Linked DNA regions of Homo sapiens: region 1 is linked to region 2. The links are chromatin loops, found by intact Hi-C in ENCODE. Cell type or tissue: OCI-LY7. All regions are shown on one strand. Links, peaks and the distances in the headings refer to the core of each region. The heading gives the core; the rest is flanking DNA.

What was found. A loop is a pair of places that touch in the nucleus more often than their neighbours do. Peaks named below come from ENCODE experiments on the same cell type or tissue, not always from the same donor. Only the 100,000 strongest peaks of a DNase experiment are listed, where the experiment ranks them.
Region 1: it touches region 2 in a loop (2.7-fold over the local background); 10 of 110 quality-filtered maps call a loop at or near these places.

Annotation. Positions count from the first base shown.
Region 1 is chr2:197,133,030-197,135,940 of GRCh38, forward strand. The region is part of intron 4 of ANKRD44 (ankyrin repeat domain 44); the gene reads right to left. Among named protein-coding and RNA genes, the nearest start is that of ANKRD44-AS1, 64 kb to the right of the region's middle. In OCI-LY7, for the core only: CTCF peaks have their summits at 1,410 and 1,609; no DNase peak of the experiment used is centred there; H3K27ac peaks cover 453 bases.
Region 2 is chr2:197,305,895-197,308,805 of GRCh38, forward strand. The region is part of intron 1 of ANKRD44 (ankyrin repeat domain 44); the gene reads right to left. Among named protein-coding and RNA genes, the nearest start is that of ANKRD44, 3.4 kb to the right of the region's middle. RefSeq lists enhancers at 1,496-1,545, 1,586-1,665, 2,246-2,295. In OCI-LY7, for the core only: CTCF peaks have their summits at 1,467 and 1,668; DNase peaks (open chromatin) are centred at 357, 977, 1,567, 2,567 and 1 weaker place; H3K4me3 peaks cover 2,500 bases; H3K27ac peaks cover 2,500 bases.

The DNA.
Region 1 (2,911 bases), core at 116-2,615, 170 kb before region 2:
TGAGTTTTGGAAGGCATAAGTGAAACTACAGCCTAACTGGTATGCTGTTGGGCACCAGGTAGTGTTGCAGCTTCACATGATGACACTAATCGGCTGGATCACCACGTTGGCAAGGGGCAGTGCCTGGCTTGATGCTTCTTCAGATCCTGCTGCATCTCCTTCAGTTTCTCCAATTCTTGGGCCAGGTGCATGCACAACTCCTTCTGCAAGTCACCCATGTCCATGATGTTGGAGGCAGTGTTAGACAGACCTCAGTTCCAGTTTGTCCTTGATCTCCCCCATTTTACATCCAGCTTTTCCACTGTAGACTCTGCTGACCTACAGTGACTTCAGGGCCTCACAGAATCCAAGGTGATAGCCTCACACAGACCACAGCAGCCCTACACACTTGTGTAAGATCTAATTCCTATAATAAATATCTTGCTCTGTATCTCTCATGGTGGTTCTGCTTCCCTGGTTGAACCTCAAACCCTGAGAGATCAATTATCTACATTTTATAAGCAAATAGGCTTTGAGGACAGACAGTATAGAGTTTATAAACTTTTCAATGAAGAAATGGTTTCAAACACATGAACATGTAATATCAGTGCTTACCAATCTAAAGAACAGACCTGTGCCAGCTCTCAGCTGAAACCATATATCCATCTTGACAAGTGCTAACAGTTAAATTCCAAAATACCAGTCCAAACCTTCTCTTTTCTTCCCCTCAAATCTACTTTCTTTTCCCCAACTATTAGTTAGGAGAGGCATAAAATAATGGCAATAAGACTAAATTCCAAAGAAGAAGGAAATCTGAATTTAGGACTTCCACAGGACAGCAATGTGCTTGGAGTTAAGATGTCTTCTCCACCGTCAGCTCTCACAATGGTTACAGAGACTCCAATTTTCTTTTCCTTTCTTTTCTTTTCTTTTTCTTTCTTTTTTTTTTTTTTTTTTTTTTTGAGATGGAGTTTCACTCTTTTTGCCTAGGCTGGAGTGCAATGGCGTGATCTTGGCTCACCGCAACCTCTGCCTCCCAGGTTCAAGTGATTCTCCTGTCTCAGCCTCCCGAGTAGCTGGGGTTACAGGCATGCGCCACCATGCCCAGCTAATTTTGTATTTTTAGCAGAGACGGGGTTTCTCCATGTTGGTCAGGCTGGTCTCGAACTCCTGACCTCATGATCCACCCACCTTGTCCTCCCAAAGTGCTGGGATTACAGGCATGAGCCACTGCGCCCAGCCGAGACTCCAATTTTCATAAGAAACTGTCCAACTTGCTGTGACAGATACTAATATGAAGACATCATGAGCTCATATGTGACCCAATTATTTACAGTTCAGGGTTTGTTTGCATTTAATTCCTATCTGGCTAGTGATTCTTTTTTCCTCCCTGCAAACCTACAGAGGGAGCTGGTTACTTGGAGAAGCAACAAAAGCCTTTCTCAGATTGGAAGGTCAGTCCATCATTAGGCTGACTGGATTCAAACACACTAAAGATACTTACAGAATGCAGACTGGTTGTTGATGGAAAATGGATGTTTTGAGGATTGAAGTCTTTGAAGCTAGTTGAGCTAACAAAGATAGAGATCACTTGGGAAAGGTCACAGAGTAATGAAATCATCTTTTTTGTGTCTTTCTTTTCCACTAGACTACACACTTCCTAAGGGCAGAGACCATCGGTCTTAGTTTTTTTTTGTAGCTCCATGAGCTACAAAGAAAAGGTGCCTGGCATATGGGAGGTACATATTGAATTATTTTCCCAACTAAAAAGACCTGGTTCTTGTTGAAGAGGAAACAAATCCATACATATTTTTAAAGAGACACTTAAATTTACTAAAGACCAAGTGGTCTTAAAAGGCCAGGAAATACTCCTCTATGAAGGGGTTGGTCTCATGAAGCTGGTAATACCCACTCAGTCAGCTCACTGCCCTCGTTTTCCCAGACAAAATGGAAATAAAATGTGGGACCATGAGAAGATTCTGAATTCTCCAGGGTCTGAGCCAGGCAATTTAGGATTATTGACCTCTCTCATTCCATGCGGGATATTTGGAAGGAGAACACAACCAACCCCTTTTAAAACCTACTAAAATCACAAAGCGCAGCAAGAAAAACCATGACTACTAAGCTGTCACCTAGCAAGTATATATTAAAATTTCCAGATAGTTGCCAAAGAGGAAAAGCTGACACCAATAACGGCCAAAGACACCTGCAACTTCTGTATATTAATTCTCAGCAAGACCTTTTGCTCCTAGGTGTACCTGGAGAACATCACCTTCTCCAGTAGCAGAGGAGAAGCTGCATTTGGTAAATTCAGCTATGGAGGTCAGTCATCCAGCACCAAGTGCATGCAAGGTTTGAACCTCTTGTATCCCTGGATAATGGGCATCTCCTCTGACCAGGCTTCAAGGCTGACATTCACCAGGGTTCCCTGCCACCCCTGCCTTCACATTGATCTTCTCATCCTTTATACTTCCCCTGAGCTACCTGATGCATTTACCATGGTTTGATGATCATCCTCCCTGTCCCTGAGTGCTAGACTTGTATAAATAATTATAGATAATCTATCAGTCATCTTCACCCGAATTTCCAGCATTCAACAACAAATTATTTCTTGGATGCCTAGACTGTACCAGGCTTGGGATACATCCAGGAACAAAGTACAGATCCCTGTCCTCATGGAGCTCCCACTCCAACGACATGTTTGCTGAACTCAGCGTTAGCAAACAGGACCCACCAGCCTCCCGGCCCCTGCTCCCCTGCTCTGTGCCTCTTCTGTTAACAGCATCGCCATTTACCTACCAGCTTCTTTCCCACCTCACCCCTACTAGGTACTAAATCCTGCCAGGTTTACCTCTAATGAGCTCTCAAATCATGGACTCAGCTTTATGCCCTCATCCCAGCTGCTTCAGGCCTCTTTTGGTCTCTTACTGGC
Region 2 (2,911 bases), core at 228-2,727:
TTCAGATGGTTTTAAAATTTTTTGGTTTGCTCATCTAGCTTTCTGCTTTTCCTATAATGACCGCAGTTCGTTTTATATATATATATATATATATATATGAAAAAAATCACTGAACTACCAACACATCATTCACCGGGGTGAGGAAATGGAGAGGCTAATGGGAAAAGCCAGGTATAAGCCAGGCAGGGGCAGAGGCCTCAGAGCAGCTCCTTACTATGTACAGAAATGGGTCTGGCCCAAGAGGCAGAAGGAGTTCAGGGAACGCTGTTCATCCAATGGCTTCTCTGTAAACAAGATCAGACACCCATTAATCCCATGGCTGCACTGCCCTTTCAACTATGAAAAGTATAGCCTTGTGGTCAGAGCCCCACCTGTGCAATCAGACTGCCAGGGTAGGACAGTGTGCTAGATCACTTACTGGGCGTATGACCCTAAACCGGTCAATTAGCCTCTCTATTCCTGTTTTCTCATCCATAAAATAGAAATCACACCACCACCTACCTCCTAGTGTGGCTATGAGGATTAAGACATGATTCACTGCAAAGGCCCAGTATACAATAAGAGCACAATAAATGTGTGACATTATTAGGTCTCTGCCATGAAACACCAGCCTCAAGTGCACTCTCAAAACCATGTGATTGGGTCCTGAAACAACCAGAAAAGGTTCTAAATAAAGCCTTTCTTTTCCCTTCTTCTATGCTGAAGACAGGACTACAGCATACTGTTTGCTTTAACACCAGTGCTCTAGGGAGCCATGGAAGAACAAGGGCAGCCCAGTAAAATATGTAACACGTCCCAAGGCCCCACACTATGGGCTAGAAATCCTGCTCCCAAAGTTACACAGGATTTCTAGTCTCTTGCCACTGCCACCGCTGCCAGCCACTGCCTTTGGCAAGAAGGTAGGTGACTCAAGTGTGAACTAGGACTTGGCAAGGGAACACCAAACCAGAAGGCCTCCAGGCAGGAAGCTCCAAAAAGGCCACCTGCTGAAACAGTTTGTCTGCAGGCAGCCTCCGAGATGAAAGTAGTGTTCTGCCATCATTAACAAATGCAGGTAAGAATAGTGGACACTTTAAACATGCAACAGAACTTACCATCCTAGCTTCATAACTCTGAAAATAAATTTCGGGTAGAGATCCAGGCTGAAGATACGACCACACACTTAAAATGACTACAGTGCCTTTAACTATATGACATAAAGAACACCCTAAAACAGTCAATATCAAATCAATTTTCAAAAAGGTTTCATGGCTATCTTTGAGTCAAATGCCTTAGATCTGTATTTAACAAAATTTTCTTTCCCAAACTTAAAATTATCTCACTTTACCAAAAAATATAAAACTCCTAATGTCCACATACAAGGAACTAATTACATTATTATATTAATGACATAGTTGAGGATGTTCTATGTTACACAGGGTAACCAGTTCCTCCCAGTTTGCCTGGAATTTTCCCGGTTTTAGCCCCATATGCTGGGACACCAGTCAATCTGCACAAACCAGGATGGTTAGTGCCCCCTAAGGCTGCAATAAAAATTATGTGTGCCCTGTGAAGAGGAAAACAGAAGGGACACTGTTACAAAAGTTACAAATGCAGAAGTGCTAAATGCCAAGTTTGTTTGTTTGTAGTGATAGCTCCCAGTTCCTTTTTTACAGTGAAAAAAAAAAAAAAAAGACTAAAAATTACACTGGTCTCTCCCTTTTTCTTTTTACTCTCCTGAAAAAAAAAGAGTTAGGAAAAAACATTTTCCTTCTCTTACAAGATTGAGAGGTCACTACAGGACTGACTGCTGAAGTAGTGTCTGCTTCACCTAGCAAGCTCCTGCACCCAGCTTTAGCTGGAGAGAAAATGTCATCATCTGTCACCCCTGACTTTTGCCACATTTAAAGACAAATCCAGACAATTTGTGTTTCAGGTTATCAACAGTAAAAAATCCAAGAGGCCTAGCAAAAATCAAGATTCACTTCACAAATAGGGCATTCAACAGATGAGGTGCCAGGCACAGTGGCTCATGCCTGTAATCCCAGCACTTTGGGAGGCTGAGGCAGGTGGACTGTTTGAGCCCAAGAGTTTGAGACCAGCCTGGGCAACATGGCGAAACTCTGTGTCTACAAAAAATACAAAAATTAGCCAGGTGTGGTGGCACACGCGCCCATAGTCCCAGCTACTGGGGAGGCTGAAGTGGGAGGATGTTTGAGCCTGGCAGGCCAAGGCTGTAGTGAGCCATGATCATACTATCGAGTCAGAGTGAGACCCTGACACACACACACACACACACAAAAAAAAAAAAGGAGGGAGAAATTAAGAAGTGGTTGTTTTACTAGAAGCTGAATGGAGAGCAAGGTACTCCTGTACAAACTCTAAGGCAGGGATTCCAAGCAGGCGGGCGGCTCCCTGCCCACAATGATGGAGCAAAACTCTTCTAGTAGTGGTCTAAGCAAATGGTTTTAAAAGTTAATCTGTGAGGTTAAGAACTGACTTCTAAGAATTGAGTCTCAAACAGAAAAGGTAAGACTATATAAGGCAAGAAAGACCACACACTTACTTCCTGGACCTAAAGCTACACAGAAACCATCGTTGTTCACCACCCCACCCCACCCAGGCCACTTCCCCACCCCATCTCCTTCTGACTTTGTCCCAAGATAGACTGGACATTTTCAGAAGTTCTTGAATCTTAAAACGCCTTAGGTTCTTTTTACGTATCTGGAGATGGAACCAAATAAACGTTGTGTGACTCTTCCTTTCTCTCCATACTCATACTAGTTTATTGGGGGAAGGAAGGAAATATACTTGGAAACATCTTAAAAGGCAACATCTTTGAAATTCCTGCTCTGATAAGCCCTGAAGAATAACTTCCTCTCTTTGTAAGACCAAGTAATACACTTCTCACTAGGGTTGATCTTGATCTAGG